2 separate regions of the Homo sapiens genome follow, and region 1 is linked to region 2. Evidence: read pairs that join two places in POLR2A ChIA-PET (ENCODE). Cell type or tissue: Caco-2. All regions are shown on one strand. Each heading gives the region's core, and the rest is flanking DNA. Links, peaks and the distances in the headings are about the cores only.

Evidence for each region. Peaks named below come from ENCODE experiments on the same cell type or tissue, not always from the same donor. Only the 100,000 strongest peaks of a DNase experiment are listed, where the experiment ranks them.
Region 1: POLR2A ChIA-PET joins it to region 2 with 6 read pairs; 2 of 35 experiments call an interaction of 5 or more read pairs at or near these places.

Annotation. Positions count from the first base shown.
Region 1 is chr2:205,933,098-205,943,373 of GRCh38, reverse strand. No RefSeq gene overlaps it. Among named protein-coding and RNA genes, the nearest start is that of INO80D-AS1, 150 kb to the left of the region's middle. In Caco-2, for the core only: no CTCF peak of the experiment used is centred there; a DNase peak (open chromatin) is centred at 5,951.
Region 2 is chr2:203,937,698-203,947,973 of GRCh38, reverse strand. All of the region lies in intron 1 of ICOS (inducible T cell costimulator), which reads right to left. It overlaps LOC101927840 (a long non-coding RNA gene), which reads left to right and starts at 7,216. Exons shown (of 4, transcript XR_427213.4): 1 at 7,216-7,457. RefSeq lists an enhancer at 3,452-4,651. In Caco-2, for the core only: no CTCF peak of the experiment used is centred there; no DNase peak of the experiment used is centred there.

The sequences.
Region 1 (10,276 bases), core at 3,082-8,081, 2.0 Mb before region 2:
TGCCCTTTGTCTTTTTCTTTCCCTGCACCTTGTAACTTTTCAGGATGTGGTGTTATCTTTCTCATGAGAACTGGAATTTACTGCAAAGAGGCTCTGTTGGTTACTTCATTTTGCCTAAGCCTAAGCCCCAGCCCTCTTCAGAGGAAAAGACTATACAGTGAATGGTGGAAAGGAAAGGGAAAACCCAGGGAGCATTACTTTCTGGCTAGCTCTTTTTATTTTTATTTTTTTGAGACAGAGTCTCACTCTGTCACCCAGGCTGGAGTGCAGTGGTGCGATCTCAGCTCCCTGCAACTTCCGCCTCCTGGGTTCAAGTGATTCTCCTGCCTCAGCCTCCTGAGTAGCTGGAATTACAGAGGTGCGCCACCACGCCCAACTAATTTTTGTGTTTTTAGTAGAGACGGGGTTTCACCATGTTGGCCAGGCTGGTCTTGAACTCCTGGCCTTAAGTGATCCACCTGCCTCGGCCTCTCAAAGTGCTGGGATTACAGGCATGAGCCACTGTGTTTGGCCCTGGGTAGCTCTTTTTTTAAAAGTCTTGATTTGACTTGATTGAACACTATAGATTTAAAATCTCCCTCCTCCCAAATGTGTCAAAAATATTGCTTAAAATACTATTTAACTAGGGTTAAAAAACTCTTTTTTTTTGGAGACGGAGTATTGCTCTTTAGCCCAGGCTGGAGTGCAGTGGCATGATCTCGGCTTGCTGCAACCTCCGCTTCCCAGGTCCTGGGTTCAAGCAATTCTCCTGCCTCAGCCTCCTGAGTAGCTGGGATTACAGGTGTGCGCCACCATGCCCAGCTAATTTTTGTATTTTTAGTAGAGACAGAGTTTCACTATTGTTGGCTAGTCTGGTCTTGAACTCCTGACCTTGTGATCCACCCACCGTGGCCTCCCAAAGTGCTGAGATTACAGGTGTGAGCCACAGTGCCCAGTCAAAACTTTGAAACTATTTCATCAGTAGGATGAAATGATACATTAAATATTATATTGAGACAGTCATCACAGAATCTGGCAAGAGTATTAGATTTTCCAGTGCTCCTCAGAGAGCTGCTACAGAGAGGTGGTGTCATCTGAGCACTATCTGGGCTGGCATGGATGAGTAGGATGGCTCCAGTTCTTCACTCATACTTGCGTCGCACGTGTGATGCGTGACTTTATAGCCCTCCCATCTGATTCTGAGCTCAGACGTATGAACTGGCTTTGGCCAATAAGATGTTAACAAATGGGACACACCCAGCTACTTGAAAAGGACTTTCTCTCTTGCTCCTCTGCCACCACCATGAGAAGAACAAGGCTAGGCCAGAGGAGAGAGGTGTGGGCCACAGAGCTAAGCTGCCCCAGCTGAGCCAGTCCAGATGAGCTCGGCCCTGGTTGGACCCCAAATGCATAAGGGAGTCCAGATGAGATCAGTGAACCTTATAGGTATGGGAGAAATGAATGTTAGCCTAGGCAATGTAGTGAGACCTTATTTCTACAAAAAATTTAAAAAATTAGCCAAGCCTGGTGGCATGAACCTGTAATTCCAGCTGCTTGGGAGGCTGAGGTGGGAGGATTCTTTGAGCCCGGGGAGGCAGGGTTTGCAGTGAGCCAAGGTTGTACCACTGTCCTCCAGCCTGGGTGACAGAGTGAGACCCTGTCTCAAAAAAAAAAAAAAAAAAAAAAGTTTGCTATTATTTGGCACTGAGGCTTTGTGACTGGTTATTTTATGGCACATGATTGTGTTATGGACTAAATGCTGTATCCCTCCCAAAATTCATATGGTGAAGTCTGTACTAGTTCATTTTCACAGTGCTGATAAGGACATACCTGACACTAGGGAATTTATAAAAGAAGTTTAATGGACTCATAGTTCCACGTGGTTGGGGAGGCCCCACAATCATGGTGGAAGGTGAAAGGCACATCTCACATGGCGGCAGACAAGAGAAGAGAGCTTGTGCAGAAAAACTCCCCATTATAAAACCATCGGATCTCGTGAGAATTATTCACTGTCATGAGAACAGCACAGGAAAGACCTGCCCCCATGATTCAATTACCTCCCATTGGGTCCCTTCCACAACATGTGGGAATTCAAGATGAGATTTGGTTGGGGATATAGCCAAACCATATGAAAGTCCTAACCCCTAATGTGATGGTATTTGGAGATGGGGCCTTTGGGGACAATTAGGGTTAGAAGAGGTCAGGAGGGGAGTGCCCCCTGGTCTGAGGGGATTAGTGTCTTTTTAAGAAGAGACACCAGAGAGCTCAGTCTCTCTTACTTGCATTCTCTAACATCAGTAGGGGCCATGTGAGGACACAGGGAGAAGGAAGCGCTGTCTGCAAGCCAGGAAGAGGGTCTGCACCAGAAACTGACCATGCTCACCTTGGATGTGCAGACTCCAGAAGTGTGAAAAATACATGTCTATTGTTTTTTGCCCCCTAGCCTGTGGTGTTTTGTGACGGCAGCTGAGCAGACCAACACAGGTGGCAACAGCAAGCTCACACGGTGGCAGAGGGAAGACTGGGTCCTGGGCAACTTCCTGGAGTCTGAAGCTCTTTCCATACTTAGTTAGGCACACCCTCGAACCTTGTTCTAAATGCATGTGTGAGTGTCAGAAACCACTCTCTTCCCTTTTCCTTCCAATTTCTGTGATATAACTTATTAATAAATTGTTTTAGGCAGATAGAGAGGAAAAGGGGTCCTTGGGAAGTTTTCTTTTTTCTCTTTTCTTTTTTTTTTTTGAGACGGAGTCTCACTCTGTCGCCCAGGCTGGAGTGCAGTGCCGCAATCTTGGCTCACTGCAAGCTCCTCCTCCCGGGTTCACGCCATTCTCCTGCCTCAGCCTCCCGAGTAGCTGGGACTACAGGCGCCCGCCGCGACGCCCGGCTAATTTTTTGTATTTTTAGTAGAGACGGGGTTTCACCGTGTTAGCCAGGATGGTCTCGATCTCCTGACCTCGTGATCTGCCCGCCTCGGCCTCCCAAAGTGCTGGGATTACAGGCGTGAGCCACCGCACCCGGCCAAAGTTTTCATTATTTAAAGCATCTCTGGAAAAGTTTCCTGTAAAGCCCCAGCTCTTAGAGCTATGCAAGCGCCGGCCATTAGAAACTGGGTCCGCCCAACATGGCGATTCCCACCCTCTTCTTTTTGCCATTGCCCCACATGTGCCTGGCAACATGGCCATATCCCCACGTGTGTAGAACATCATAGTGCCCTGCATTTGCATATTAAAAGGCTAGGGTGGGAGGGCCAGCTTTTTCATGGGCTACGTGAATGACATGCCTAGTCAAACCAATCCCCTGAGACACTGCTTCCTCCAGCCTCTGTATATATACCTGGTTGGTATAGGTGGAAGGTGGGGTTCCCTCTCTTGGCTTTGGGCCCCCACCCCTCGTCTCTGTACGGGGAGCTGCTTCCTTCTGCCTTCTCTGTTCTTTCTTGTGTATTAAACTCTCTGCTCCTTAAAGCTGTTACCAGGGGGTCCTTGCTCCCAGAGCTCCCAAGACGGCGGTGGGCGCTTCCAAGATGGTGGCAAGCCTTATGTTCTCTGATCCGGGGTTCTTGGCCTCACGGATGCCAAGGAATGGAATCTTGGTCCATGCGATGAGTGTTACAGCTCTATTAGAAGCCGTGGGTCATGGAAGAGAACCATGGAACCCAGTGACTAGTGTTCAGCTCGATTAGGATGAACCCAGGCACTTAGCCGTGCAGGAACAATGGCAAGCCTTTAGCGCGATCGGGAGCGGCAATGGGCGCCTCGCTGGATCAGGAGAACAGCGGACACCCTGCTGGATCCGGAGGGATGGAAGTCAGCGGGGTTCTGCGGTGGTGGCAAATAGCAGTGGTGGACGGTGAGCCAAAGCTCAGCTCTAGCTGTAGCAAACACGGACCAGAAGAGAGTGCAGTTGCAAGATTTAATAGAGTGAAAACAGAGCTCCCATACAAAGGGAGGGGACCCAAAGAGGGTAGCCGTTGCTGGCTCGAATGCCTGAGTTTATATCCTGATCATTCTCCCTCCCGCTGTGCTCTCAGGTGATGGATGATTGGCTATTTCTTTACCTCCTGTTTTTGCCTAATTAGCATTTTAGTGAGCTGTCTTTACTATCTGATTGGCTGGGTGTGAGCTAAGTTGCAAGCCCCGTGTTTAAAGGTGGAAGCCGTCACCTTCACAGCTAGGCTTAGGGATTCTTAGTCGGCCTAGGAAATCCAGCTAGTCCTGTCTCTCAAAACCACTCCACGTGTGTCTGTGTCATTTTATCTAATTCGACTGGAGACTAAGAACCTGGTGTTCCTCCACTCATTGGAGCTGCGTCAGTTCTTCATTTGGTGCCCTCTCCTTGCCCACGGGCTCCAGGCTGAGGCTGGGCTCTCAGACACCGACCTGCCATCTGTATGCTGGGCCCGCGCTCTCTGCACAGACGGAGGCCAGGCTTCCGACCTTCTGATCATCTCCTCATTGCCAAGCATAACAAACCCTCCCAGGCTGCCGCACTTCTCCTTTTCAACTCCGAACTGTCTTTTCTTTCCTTTGTCCATTTCAAATGACAACCTGATAGAAAAAGGAAGAGTTGGAGATGTAGTCAGGGTACTTTCTGATTTCATTCTCTAATAAGTAGATATAATTTTTTGGGTAATTCCTACTTAAATAGAACTAAAACTGATGTTGGAGAATGGAAATAATTTGATAGAAACAGGTAAAAATGGTCAGAACAAAGGCCTCCCTGAGTAGCTAATTTTAAGCTTTGGGCATCACATTATAATTAGTGTTTACTTAGGGTTCATAAAAAGGAAAGAGAGGATTTGATCCCTGTCTGAGTTCCAATAAAGAGGTCCCCTCTATAGCCAAGAAGTGTATTAACCCTAGTTAGAACCCATGTGAAAAAATTGAATTCCATATTGTACTATTAAGATTGTACATATTGTCAGGCCTCTGAGCCCAAGCTAAGCCATCATATCCCCTGTGACCTGCACGTACACATCCAGATGGCCTGAAGCAACTGAAGCTCCACAAAAGAAGTGAAAATAGCCTTAACTGATGACATTCCACCATTGTGATTTGTTTCTGCCCCACCCTAACTGATCAATGTACTTTGTGATCTCCCCCACCCTTAAGAAGGTTCTTTATAATCTCCCCCACCCTTAAGAAGGTTCTTTGCAATTCTCCCCACCCTTGAGAATGTACTTTGTGAGATCCACCCCCTGCCCACAAAACATTGCTCCTAACTCCACCGCCTATCCCAAAACCTATAAGAACTAATGATAATCCCACCACCCTTTGCTGACTCTCTTTTCGGACTCAGCCTGCCTGCACCCAGGTGAAATAAACAGCCTTGTTGCTCACACAAAGCCTGTTTGGTGGTCTCTTCACACGGATGCACGTGGCACATATAAAGGTTTACAATTAGGAAACTGTATAATCATATTTGTTTCATTATCTAATATTTATTAAATGATATATATTTTAAACATTAAAATGTAGTAAGTGGAATTAAAGAGTAAAGGAACTTAATCTTATGCCCAGGGACTTAAGGGCCACTTGAGGTTTTGCTTCTGAGGGTGCAGCTGGGAGGTGAGGATGGTCAATGTGAGATACCAGAAAAGAAAAGTGGAAGATCAAAAGCTTGTTAGTGTTATTTGTTGAAGGTATTTATCCCACTCTCTCCCCAAAAGGATTTAAGACTGCTTATTTAGTATTCTCTTTGGAGTTGGCATAAAAAATGGTGACCAAGAAGCAGCAAATTGTTGGAAATAAAGGTGAGGGTTGGAAGCCATGTTGGTGGGGCAGGGCAGATTTGGTACTTCTGGATGACCTTGAAAACCATTCTGTGCTATTCAGACTCTCAGATGAAAGAGCTTTCATCCACCCCATTCCTTTAATCCCCTTCACCGCCCATCATGAAGGGGTGGAATCTTCCCTGGGACAGGGTGAGGAGGGGTTTCCTAGAAGCATCAGAATAATGTCAACAGAAAACTCTTTCATGCATTCAGTCCACTTGAGTAAGAACTGCTGGGCCCCACCATTGATGAACCTGACCTTAGACACAGTGATAGGGCAACAGCTGTTCAAGCAGGAGTATCTAAGCCTGTCCATGAAATTTGTGTATCTCTTCAAACATGAGAAATAATACAATGATTTAGTCACACAGGGAATCCATTAGGCTTGGCAATTTGATTTCAACTTTCTTAAGATCTTTTCTTGAGGAGTTGGGGGCAGGGATGTCTTTATAGTTAGCATAATAGATCTGATTAGATTCCCCAGGCATTCCTGGCTTGTTCTTTGGGCGATTTTAAGAATATGATTTTTTTTTTTTTAACGTCAGTCTTGTCTGAAAAGAAAATAGGTTATGAGCTCCGATCACTTACCCTTTCAGATTAACATTGAAATGCTAGAGGTTGGAGTTCTGTCAAATGGGGCAGCAGAAAATATGGTTATCTCCAAACAGGGGAAGTGCAGATTAACAAATTTCATATCCAATAATATTTATTGAGTGTTTGCTTTGTTAAACTGAAAATTCTCCATTCTGAGTCAGTGAGTGTTCAAAGCTTCACAGAATAAATCTGTATTAAATGAAAAATAAATCAGTTGTCACGGTCGTATAGCCCAGAAAATTTACAGCTGAAGTAAGACAGAGAAAAGTGACCCCCGCCTTCCTCTTTCCCTCCGGCCCCCAGCATCCCTTCACACCGATCGGCAAGTGGCCTGGGCACACACAAGTCAGCTCAGGATTATTTCGGCTCTTGTGAAAAAGGCAGGAATGAGCTCACCATTAACTTTGTTTCATTGTATCAGCAGCAGTTCCGATGCAGAGCGTTAGAACTGGAAGCTCTGTGACTTCATCCAGCCATTGCCTGGGCTAGCTGTGCTGCCTTTCTTTCGAAAATCTTTTAGTAACACAAGAAAATCAGATGATTGTATTTATTTTTCAGGTGATTTAATTAATTCCATTTAAAGCTTAAAAGAAGAGGTCTTGGAGAATTTTTGGCAGCGCTACTCTCATCCACATTTCAAAGGGAAAAAAAAGATTATTTCCTATTCTAGAGTTTAGGCTTGGGGGGGGCCTTTTATTTTAACAGCCAAAACATTGTCTTACTGAAGAATGAAAGAATTTTGCTACCACCAGTCACAAGATGTGGGGAGTAAGACACCAGCTTAGGGACTGGACACTCTACCTGTGACCAGGAGTGATCCCACAGGCAAATTCACTTTTCTCCCATCTTCCCAACTAGAGCTTTTGGGGTTTGGCTCTCTGAGGTTCCTTCTAGCTTTACTGTTATATAGTGGCCCTGTGTCTGCATTCAGTAGCTGAACTAGCAATTAATTCTAGAAGGAAGTTGGAGACAGTGCAAGCTCTTTTTTTTTTTTTTTTTTTTTTTTTTTTTGAGACAGAGTCTTACTCTGTCACCCAGACTGGAGTGCAGTGGTGTGATATCTTGGCTCACTGCAACCTCTGCCTCCCGGGTTCAAGCAATTCTCCTGCTTCAGCTTCCCAAGTGGCTGGGATTATAGGTGTGTGCCACCACACCCAGCTAATTTTTGTATTTTTAGTAGAGAGGATGGGGTTTTGCCATGTTGGCTAGGCTGGTCTCGAACTCCTGGCCTCAAGCTATCCACCCGCCGTGGCCTCCCAAAGTGCTGGGATTACAGGCATGAGCCACCTCTCCCAGCCACCAGTGCAAGCTTCTGATGGGGAACTGAGTTCTGCATAAGCCTCAGTGCCCCAGGTGCTTTCCTCCCTGGGTGCAGGTGCCCTCCTAGGGGTGTATCTAGAAGAATGTTCCAACCTCATAGGACCTGAGGGCTTTGTCTAGGAGACAATGCTTCCCTTTTGAGACTCGTGAGTCCCTCAAAACTTCACTAATTTGAAGTAATGGTGTAATCTTTGGACTAGAAAAATTGGGCCTAAGAATGTTAATGCTCATCCTGTCTTCATGGCTGTGTGTTTTAAAACCAAATCAATAGTGGAACAAGAATTTTCAAGCCCAGTGGGGGGGTTTTGGGAAAAAAACAAATTTCTTTTTTTTTTTCCGCTTTATTTGCCACAGTGAGATAGCCTAACTGCTAGTAACATACTCATCCAAAGAAAGGCCTTAAGCTCTAAACCTCACCTCTGGTAGAGACAGAGCTCATCAAATTCCTGTTTGGCATTAGCATATACAGTACAGTGGAAGTGCTCTTATTTTTACTTTTTTATTTTTGGAGATTGAGTTTCGCTCTTGTCGCCCAGGCTAGAGTACAATGGCACAACTTTGGCTCACCGCAGCCTCCACCTCCTGGGTTCCAGCGATTCTCCTGCCTCAGCCTCCTGAGTAGCTGGGACTACAGGCGCCCGCCACCATGCCTGGCTAATTTTTGTATTTTTAGTGGAGACACTATTTCACCACATTGGCCAGGCTGGTCTCGAACTCCTGACCTCAGGTGATCTGCCCACCTCGGCCTCCTAAAGTGCTGGGATTACAGACGTGAACCACTGTGCCTGGCTTCTTTTTTTTTTTTTATAGATAAGAGTGACTAGCAGTTAGTTAATCAAAAAAGCTGATTGCAGTATGGAAAACATAAAAAAGATTACATACATGCCATAAACATTTGTGGTAACTTAAACTATATATCAATTTCATGGATGCTAAGACACACTTAAAAAAAAATATATATATATATATATATAAACATCTCTGAAATTGACATTGTTTTGTAATCACAGACAAATTCAAGATGTGGTTGTCATTGCCAGCCTTCGACCTGTTAGTTAGCTCTTCCTGGTGGCACAACTGGTCAACTGCAACTCCTCAATGTTTTAGCCTCCAACCATTAAAGGACTCTTTGAGGAAGGAATATGAGTCCTGACTGTTGTTGGAAAACATTCCCTTGACACCTTCCAGCAAGATCAAGAACATGACAGCATTAAAACATGCTGAATGGGTTTCCAAGGGGCTACAGAGAATTCTTAGAAACAATTGTGGAGTGCTCTTTGAAGAAATGCTGCATTGCTATCACCCTCGATGGCTCAGGGGAGGATATCAAGTTGAAAGGCCTCTGTGACTCCAGAAGGAAAATGATGTATGGTAGGGTTGGGGAGAATTTTTCCTCCCTCTATGAATTTTCCCTCCCCTGCTGAAATGAGCTGATGATAGATTAACAGGAGGAAAGGTATCCAAATTTATTCACATGTGTAGGAATGGGAATCATAAAAACTAGGAGACTCAAAGAAAGGCCAAACAGCTGAAGCCTAAATAGCACCCTCTTCATAGAGGAGTGGGAGATAGGGTAATGGAGGCGATTTTGACTGGTAATAAATGATCTTCAGCTCCCAGACAGTGGCCTGAGACAAAATTCTTCTGAGCTCTGGGGGAGGTGGTGACAAATTATGGGAAGGTGAGGGGCAACACTTCACTGTTAACAAAGGTTGTCTTGTTATGGAGAGAGTTTCACAGGTAATATCTGGGAGCTGCCCTCAGAAGAATAGAGGAAAAGTCTATCTGGGCCTGGCGATGACTTTTAGTCTTTTCTCTTCTCTGCTGTTTCCTGGTTATTTGATGAGATTCCTAGGAACAGGTTTTAAGACAATTGCATTTCTTCTGAAAGAAGTTTCCTCAGTCAGATAAGGACATTCCAGAGAGAGCCCCTCCTTATGCTAGGGAAGAGGGGTGTGGCAAGAAACAAGAGAAGTTTAGAAAGTGTGTAACATATATGTATGTATGTATATATATGTTACATACTGATTTATCACAAAAATCTATATTTTCTTTGTCTAAAACAATTCTTCCGAGAAGTATAAAATAAAAATTTTAAGTGATAAGAAATCTTTGATTATCATTTTGGCTGCAGTTATTCCTTCTTGGTGGCATGCATAAAATAATGTACATTTTAAAATCAATGGTTTCTCAGATTTGATGAAATACGGTAAGCATTTTTTTCTCCAATCTTTTGATGCAGGAGCAATTTTCTTTGAACACTGGTTGGCATTCCCCTTTGTCTTTCTTGCTTCTTCTATAATTTGCACGTGCAATTTCTTTAAAGTGAAGTAAGAACTTAAAGATGGCAAACAAGAGCAGATTTCAGAAATACTTGGGAGGTAAGATTGGCAGACTTATCTATTAATTGGATGTGTCAGGTGAAAGAGGGAAGGAAATATGGATGGCTCCCAGGCTTCCGATCACAAGGGTTGGCAAACTATAAACCCAGGGCCAACTCTGGGTAACTAACTTATCTTAGTCCATTCAGGCTGCTGTAAAAAAAGACCACAGACTGGGTGGTTTATAAACAACAGAACTTTATTTCTCATAGTTCTGGATGCTGGG
Region 2 (10,276 bases), core at 3,086-8,085:
TGACCAGGACAAGAACCCCTGGACCAATGGTTGTTCTAATATACCAAGATGTTTTATAAACACAGCATGTTAGTGGTTTGTGATATAAACATCATCTTATATCTTTTAGCACTTAATATGTTACTAAAATCACAAAAAGGAATATGTGGTCTTGGATCCTGGTGATGAGTCTTAAAATCTGAATATTAAACATGAGGTTTTGTTTTGCTACCATATCTGTTTACTTTTTATTGGAAACCCTAGATTATAATCAGTCTGGAGAACAGGTACTATATTTTCTTCATCACATAGAATACTGTGTCTAACAGGGCATATTCTTCCCAGTAGAGGCTCAAGACTGTTAACTGCTGCTAACAATAATTTTTATAGGCCGGGCGCAGTGACTCGCCCTGTAATCCCAGCACTTTGGGAGGCCGAGGCAGGAGGATCACGAGGTCAAGAGATTGAGACCATCCTGGCCAACATGGTGAAACTCCGTCTCTACTAATAATATAAAAATTAGCTGGGCGTGGTGGTGTGTGCCTGTAATCCCAGCTACTCAGGAGGCTGAGGCAGGAGAATCGCTTGAACCAGGGAGTCAGAGGTTGCAGTGAGCCGAGATTGCACCACTGCACTCCAGCCTGGCAACAGAGCAAGACTCCGTCTCAAAAAATAATAATAATAATAATTTTTATAATATTACTGTTGATATCAATAGACTAATGTTTTCAAGAGTAAAATAAAAATCTTTATATTAAGTGATCTCTTTAGGTTTTCAAAATTTATAAAGCACAAGAACATTTTCTTCTTCTTTTGGGGGACTATTAAGAAAATTTCTGAAGAAAAGGTCATTCACCTGAGAATTGCACTATAGTGCAGATGAGTTCATTTGCAAGTTGATGCTTTTAATATCTGGACTACTTCATTTCACCAGTATAAGATGCTCATGCCCAGACCCATCCTGCTGGGACTCTTTGCAAGCAGTTGTATTGTTCCTGGTTGAAAATCCTCTGGAGGAAACATTTAAAGAACCCACTCAGTGCAGAGCGTGCAAGATATCAGAAATGTAATTTTATTTTCTTTAACTCAGACTTCTAACCACAAACCTCCACAAAGGTCTCAGAGTGATGGAAAGATAAGATGTCCTGAGTTTGTAATCATTGATAGTGCTTATTAAACACATTTTCTGTAATCAAACAATGATAAGTGTTAGCTTAGCACAGCACATGAATGTGACACAAGAGGCAAAAGTCTAAAAATTGCAATGTTTATATTAGGTTTTAGTTATATTTGATGTTTTACTAAGAAATTCTGGCATTAAAAAAAAAAGTACTTCCTACCACTTTTCTCACCTTTCATAAAAGCAATGTCATGTCTTATGAGTCTACCAGCTAAAACCTTTAGATCCCTGGTTAGTAGATTTTTATATATGCATCATTTCTAAACTTACATTGCTATTCAAAGGCACCCATAATCTAAAGAAGTAATTGAGGCAAGGAAGGGAGGGAGGATAGACAAGATAAACCCAATCTAACCTAAATGCCTAACATTTGGAGAAAAAAAAAAGAAAGCAAAAAAAAAAAAATGGGAAGAAGAAAAGTGAGGAGAAAAAGCCAAAAGAGTGCTCATGAACACACACACAATGTGTGCATTGTTTTACTCTCCAAGGAACTCCATAGGGGGTACAAAACAACCCTTTGGTTCTCTAAGTGTGTATAATAAGAAAAATGAAAGATTGATTTTCTCCTAGTTAAAACTGATTTCTTCATGAAAAATGAAAAAATCCCAGTGGTATTATAAAACTTTGTATCAATATTCACAAAGCAATTAATTTACAAACAAGTTATTTTGTTAGTTACTTCATTGCCTTTGATTTGAAACTATTGTACTAGGGAAATCATATGAGATTAAATGAACCCAACTCTCTTCCACAGAGTGGGAGGGAGAGAGGATTTTATCCACACCTCTGAATACCCACATTGCTTGCCATTGCTCAGCTACTGTGCAAAACTCCTTGGGCACATGGACAGGGTGTTCACTGCCTGAACTCATTTGCACCTATGGCTCCAGCTCTCATGTCTACCCCCAGGAGCCCACATTTTCTCTCCAGCCCAAACTTCTAGTTCCTTGTTTCCAAATTCCTTTCAACATCACTATCTGGTTTTACCCTAACACATCATGTATAGCCTTTCCAAACTGAGCTCAGTACAGTCATGCGCTGCATAAATGACATGTTGGTCAACGATGGACTGTATATATGGTGGCGGTCCCATAAGATTATAATACAGAAATTTTTAATGTCCCTTTTATGTGTTTAGTTACACAAATATTTACCATTGTGCTACCATGGCCTGCAGTATTCAGTACAGTAACATGCTGTACAGGTTTGTAGCCTAGAAGCAATAGGCTACTCCACATAGCCTAGGTAGTGCAGTAGGCTCTGCCATCTAGTAGACATCATTGCGTCAGTACGCTCGATGATGTTCACACAACAAAATCACTAAGGACACATTTCTCAGAATGTATTCCCATCGTCAAGTGGCACGTGACTGTATTCATTCACCAAATCCAAACCCTGTCTTTTCAGGGAGTCACTAGTCTGACCCTAGGAACCTCAGAGTCTTCCTCATTTCTTCCTCTCTCTGATTTTCATCATCCAATTGGTCACCAAGTCCAGTTGACTCCAGCTCATGAATATCTCTTAAATTCAATTCTTTTTCTCCATTCCCATTGCCAATCCACACCTTTTTCATGTCTTCCCTTATCTGTGGAAGCATCCTCTTGACTGGCCTTCTCAATACTGATCTCTCTCCTCCCCATCCCTCCTCCATGCTGCTCCCAAAATTATGTTTCAGAAAAGCATTTCACTCCCCAGTTTAAAAGTCTCTATTAGTGTTCTATTGCTTATAAGGTGTTTTAAAATATATATATCTGGCTTGACACAAAATGCTTTCACAATCTCATAGGCCATCTATTGAAGCCACACTGAACTTTTTGGCCATTTCTTTCACACTTCTGTTCTTTACTACTAGAATATGCTTCACATTTCATTATTTCTGTTACCATGAACTAAAATATTTGATTACCCCTTAATCTGAGAAGAAATTCTCATTCACTCTTCAAGAACCATTTTAAATGTCAACTTCTCTCTTGAGATATTTATTTCCAAGACCACCAGACAAAGACTCTTATTTCTATGCTCCCAATAATACTTTGTTTAGGCCAGTATATTTTAGCACATAGCATCTTGGATCATAATTATTTTTGTCTGTCTTCCTCATTTAACCATGAGCTCCACAAAGATAAGGACTGCATTACAGTTGCCTAAAAAATCCCAGGACCTTGAACATAGTGGAAGCTCAATCATATTAAATAAAAGAATTAATATTAACAGAAGAATATAAAGGCTAAGCATGTTTGGTAAATATCTTTGTAATGGGCCAAGAAGAGGAGTGGGAAAAGGAGAGCAAAGATCCTATTTACTGAAGATTGGGAGATACTTATTTCCCAGTCAAAAAGAAAAGACTCACGGGAAAGGGAGACCCTCCTCTCCCAAACACACACTCTGACCGGAGAAGCTGAGCGTCTGTTTGTGGAGAAGTTTCCGACTTTATCTGGAGGTGAGTCAAGTTAGAGAGCCAAACGGAGCAAAATACAGGGGTAGAGGAAGCTGCAGAAAGGCTCTGGGAGCTCAATGGGTCCCCAAGCAGCCCATTCTTGCCAGGCACCACAGGGATCCATCTGGAGGGTGGCCAGAGGAGCAGGGTATAAAACTCCACAGGGAGAAGGAATTCTCTAGCTGAACTTTGTAACTATTTGAACAGGGCAAGAAGTCTCCTGGCCTGAACTGGGGGGAGGCCGTGAATCCAGCATGCAGATTTCACATGCAGGGGAAAAACTAAAGCCCTTTTCTTTCACAGCTGGGAGGCAGAAAGCCTCAGGCAAGTTTTCAAGCCAGTCTTGCCCTTTGCCTGGAAACAGACTTGGGGCGGTTAGAGGAGGCATGATTAGAGTGAGACCAGCCCTTCCGTTTGCATGGGATCTGGATGAGACCTGTGACTGCCGGTTTTCCCCCACTTCCCTGACAACCTGCATGACTCAGCAGAGGCAGCCATAATCCTCCTAGGTACACAACTCCAGTGACCTGGGAATCTCACCCACATCCCCCACAGCAGCCACAGCAAGACCTGCCCAAGGAGAGTCTGAGCTCAGACATGCCTAGCCCTGCCCTTCCCTACCCACCCTGGTTAGCAGAACACAAAGGGCATATAATCCTGGGAGTTCTAGGGCCCCACCCACCACCAGACCCTCTCTATACTATTACAGCTGATGCTTTCTGGAAAGCGCCACCTCCTGGCAGGAGGCCAACCAGCACAAAAATAGAGCATTAAACCACCAAAGCTAAAGGCCCTCATGGAGTCCATTGCACCCTTCGCCACCTCCACCAGAACAGCACTGGTATCCATGGCTGAGAGACCCATAGATGGTTCACATCACAGGAATCTGTGCAGACAACCCCCAATACCAGCCCAGAGCCGGGTAGATTTGCTGGGTGGCTAGACCCAGAAGAGAGACAACAATCACTGCAGTTTGGCTCACTGGAAGCCACATACATAGGAAAAGGGGAAAGTATGATATCAAGGGAACACTCCATGGGACAAAAAAAAAATCTGAAGAACAGCCTTCAGCCCTAGACCTCCCCTCTGACAGCACCTACCCAAATGAGAAGGAACCAGAAAACCAACTCTGGTAATATGACAAAACAAGGCTCTTCAACACCCCCAAAAAATCACACTAGTTCACCAGCAATGGATCCAAACCAAGAAGAAATTCTTCATCTACCTGAAAAAGAATTCAGGAGGTTAGTTATTAAGCTAATCGGGGAGGGACCAGAGAAAGGTGAAGCCCAATGCAAGGAAATGCAAAAAATGATACAAGAAGTGAAGGCAGAAATATTCAAGGAAATAGATAGCTTAAAGAAAAAACAATAAAAATTTCAGGAAACTTTGGACACAATTTTAGAAAGGTGAAATGCTCTGGAAAGTCTCAGCAATAGAATTGAACAACTAGAAGAAAGAAATTCAGAGCTTGAAGACAAGGTCTTCGAATTAACCCAGTCCAACAAAAACAAAGAAAAAAGAATAAGATAATTTGACACCAGGGTACACACACTTACTTAATCTCTTCACCTAATAATCTAGTCCAATCCTCTCATTGTACAGAAACTAAAGCATCAGAGCTAAAGAGATTTGCTACGAAATAAAAAAACAAAAAGAAGCTTTTAACATTAAGCTAGATATGAAAATGAATTTCAGGTATTTATTTTCCTTCTAGGTATATTGGATATATTATCACCTTAATACTTAAAGTAGTATTCACATTGGTGCCACATATGTGTTCTGTGATTGAAAGGGTTATTATATATCAAAAAATTATTTTAAAGTGACTTAGATATGAAATTACATTGTACATAACACACTCATTTCCCTAGACATTTTCATTCATCAGCCATCATGTATTAAGCTGGGCTGTCATTGTACCTGGGTTCTTCTCTGATGAAGTCTAAATTCTTAATGATTTTCCCATCACTTATCTGCCTGTAGAAATGTACAGAAATGGATTCACATATAGAAGTAAATTTCATCATAATTAAATAAGTGCAAATAGGCACATCTATGAGATTTTTGCATTAGTCCTAGATAGTGCAAAGTAAACAGAACTTTAACTGTGAGTGCAGTAGACAGCTTGTTGTTGTTATTGTTGTTTTTGCATGTACAGATTCTTTGTTGCAAAGTCCTAGAAGAACACAAATACAGGCTGTAAAAAAAATCTATTTATCAAATTCAAAAAAGTTACCTTTAAATGATCATTAATTGCTTATTGAAAGTGCTGTGTCTGTGTCAACATGACTCAAATAAACAGATCCTAACAACACTCGTGGTCAACTGGATGGAAACTCCTGGTCTATCACCCTATTTGGGGACAACGTGTTTCTTTTTTTTCCTCAAGCAAAGTAGATACAAGCATCATTATGTTATACATGAACCAGAAGGAAGTTCATATCCCCAGTTTCTGACTCTCTAAACTTGCAAATCTTTACCTGTTTTGGTCAACCTTACAGGCCAAACTATTGAAAAAAAAAATCATTTCTTGACTAACACTTTCAATTTGTGTGACATATCCCCTACATACTTAAGTTCCACTTTCCAAAATATAATTGTGAATTTTTATAAGGTTTCAAATGCCATGTTTTTTTCACTTTGAATGACCAAAAAGTGCCATTTGACAGACCTAGTTTATTAGAACAGCAGTAGTACTGAGATGCCATTTACAGAGAAATTGTGATCTTTTCTTCAGTTATTGCAAGCTACAAATGATTTTAAAACTCATTTTTAAAAATTTGCAAAGCCCAGTAAGTCATTTTGCATATAAAACTCAATATTCTTAGAGTAGGGAAGCAGTATATGTTGTAGATTTTGCTGTTTACAACTGTGAATACTGGGATGAATTTTTTTAAGCCAAATAATGCTATGAATCTTACAGTGAGTAAATATAAGAATTTCAGTCCCCCCTACATGCCTGCATTTTGTTTCTACCAAGAAATGGGAATATGCTACTAGTAACTTAAAACTGAAATATCCATTTCATCTGAAGGAGTTGTGGTTAACAAGCAACAGCAAGTTGTGAAAGCCATTTTGTTCACAAATGATGAAAAAATAAGGGACTCAAGATCTTACATAAGAATAAGAGACATTTCTAGAAAGAGTGGGGAAAAACAGCATAAGGTATGATTAAACAAATACTAGGAAAAAAATGACTGAAATGAAGAATAAAGCTTGAGTCTAGAGATTGAAAACTTTCACCCAGTCTTAAAAAAAATAATAATAAATTAATAGAACAGCGGGGCGCGGTGGCTCACGCCTGTAATCCCAGCACTTTGGGAGGCGGAGGCGGAGGCGGAGGTGGGCGGATCACGAGGTCAGGAAATTGAGACCATCCTGGCTAACACGGTGAAACCCCGTCTCTACGAAAAATACAAAAAAATTAGCCAGGCGTGGTGGCGGGTGCCTGTAGTCTCACCTACTTGGGAGGCTGAGGCAGGAGAATCGCTTCAACCCGGGAGGTGGAGGTTGCAGTAAGCCGAGATTGCGCCACTGCACTCCAGCCTGGGCGACAGAGTGAGACTCCGCCTCAAAAAAAAAATTAATAGAAACACACAGAAAGAGAAACAGAGGGAGAGAGTTACACATATCCTGGAGGAATTCCTGAATTCCAATACTGAAGTAAATAGCTTTCAAGATTATGAAATTCTAGAGTTTTTTTTTTTTTTACAAAGGAATGAGAGTTAGACTACCATCAAACTCTTCACCCACAACCCTAGAAGCCAGCAGACAGTGGAGGAATATCTGCAACCACTAAGAAGAAAGGCTGCCATCCAGGACTCCTATTCCCAGGAAAGATATCAGTCACTCATCAAGGTAAAAGGAAGACACCCTTACCTGTACTGGAATTCAGAGAGTTGGGGGTATTTAACGAAAATAAGAGAAGTCTTCTGATCATTAGATTAGAACAGAGATCACAAGACAGGAGCAGATGTCCAGAATGATGTTGTCATTGAACGTATGTGATGTAAGTGTTAAGAAAGGATTCTTGAAACAGAAGAGAAATACTGTAAGAGGAAACCTAGCAATGATCTGCAACTGTAAGTTTTAAATTATTTCCACAAAACCCACGTATGGAGCAGGGTGCACTGTCTGGGGGAAGTGTGAGAGTGGGAAAGGAAGAACATTCTTAAGTTCTCATATCAGTGCAGGGGATGGGGACTAGGCACATCAGACAAAGGCATTTTCATTATTTTCATACAATGATAAACAAGTAGACATTCAATTAAGATTCTTTGAACATGTCAATTACTTAGTAAATTAAGAACTGTAGTCGACCTTCCAAATTAACCGGAGGCAAAGAGGAGAGTCAAAAGAAATTTCATCACACCAACAAAAATAAAAGAGAAAAAGAGGATACAACAAAGAAAAATAAGTAGTAAATAAACATAGAAATAAAATCAAGTAGAGGCTTATGCTGACTGGGAATGGCCTGAATTCATCTATCAAAAGAAAAAATTGACAACTGGGATTTTTGTTAAATCTAACAAGAACACTCTGGAAGGGGGTGCTGTCAGGAGATGACATTTACTCAGTCGTGGAGAGGCTAAGAGGGGCTCCAAGGTCAGTCATCTTCACAGACTTCTCTCAGACGCTGGAGACACTGAGGGGCTCTTTTCCCAAGTGGAATTCAGGAGTCACTAATGGAATGCCTCAGTGACAAAGGAAGGCTCAAAGTGGCCTTGAGGGCTATCCTCCCAGCTTCCTCACAGAACACATCATAATACATGCACGTTTATTAGACACCCTCTGCCATCAGCCCTTCCCAATCTGGTGTATTATCCACACTGCTTTTAAAGTAGTCTTTCTAAAACCAGAATTTGTCCCATCACTCATATGGTCCCTGTTGCCTATAAGGTCTACAAAGAGGGTCTTCAAAATGTAGTTAGACATTCACATTTTTCGTAGATATTTTTATAATTAAAAGTGTCCTATTGCTCCAAGTTCATTAAAAAAAAACAAGACTTTGTTAAATTCTACATTGAGATCCATCAAAGACTAGAAATCAGCAAGATTCCCATCCTTCTTAATTCACAACCAAATAACAAAGGTGATCAGAATCATTGAGATTTACGTTCCTTTAGATTTATGTTACACCTCCACTACTTCAACACAGTTTAGAAAGAATGTAGATGTTGGAGTCACATTAGAGTTCTAACTTTGGTTCTGCCACCAACTACTGTGTAACAAATCACTTAACCTTTCCTGGTTGGAAATTCTTCAAACACTGACTAAAGGTAAGAATGCCTACATCTTCATGGCATGAGAAAGCCTATGTAAATTGGGAGGATTGAAAATACAACAGAGGACAAGCAAGTACTTAGTTTACTTGAGTTTGGCTCTTTTTCTTTAGAGCTTTTACATGGCAGTTTCTGGATACATGCATTGTGGAGATATTTTAAATAGGATCATTGCTAGCAGATTTATTGTTACCATTTAGCCACTCGTGCCTCAGGTTTGCCACATGCCAAACAGCATGCCACATCTCATGGCTTTCTTTATAATGAGAGTGAACATTGGTTGTATTCATTTAGAATCTACGATGAATATTGTTCCAGAATACAAATTATTCGTCAGCTTAATCTGGAAACTTAAAACAATCCTACCTAAGGCTGGATCTCACCTTCCACAGAATTGACACCGATGCTACTTTAATTCTCCTGAGCATAATACCACAACCAGAACTGCCCAAATTGGTTTGGCCTAGTTGAATGATTTTTATCAATACAAACAAACCCTTCCACGAATGGTACCAACGTTCTTGGAAGAATATCCAAAATCTGGAACATAGACTATATGGTCTGAATGGTCTGGCCTCTACTTTCCTTTCCAGCCTCACCTTGGACCAACTTGGACCAGTTGGTCATCTTGGACCAAGCTCAGCCTCTTCCCTCTTTGTGCTCAGGCACATCTGTCTGCTTTCTTCTAGTTCCCTAACCTTACCTCATTCCTTCCTGCCACAGGCTCTTTGCACTTGTTCCTTCCATGGTATGGAACGTTCTTCCCTACCTTCATACCGTTCTCCCCATTGATTGCTACCTTGTCCTTGAAATCTCCGCTCAAGTGCCACTTGCACAGGAAAGACTTCAATGAACCCTGCTCCTCAGCTACACCTCCACACCCACCCAGTCTAGTCAAGCTCCTTGTTACATTCCCTCATATAATTGAGTTTTGCCTGTAATTATCATTAATCAATGGGATTATTTGATTAATATATCTCTCTCTACCATGCAGTTACCTTCCAAAGAACAGGGGTTGACCTGGTTTTGCTCATCCTTGTACATACACCATCTGGCACAGTACCTGCTACCAGGCAGGTGCTCAATGCTACATGAGTAAATGGATGAATGAAGAATGAATATAAATTCCAAAGCTGCTCATGTCATTCATGCCGCTAAAGGACTTCATGAGATTCTAGAAAAGGCATAAACCAGCAAGTAGCCCAAAACTGTCCTTGTGCTCATTCTACATTCCTCAATCCTCTTAACTGCACTTAACTCACTTTGAGCCAGCACAAGATGAAACATTTGATCAATTTGATTTCATTTTTTTTTCATTTTTTGTAAGAACAGTAAGGTCTATTTTTTTGCCACTGAAAAAATGTATCCCTAGATAGGATCATACCTACTAAAAGT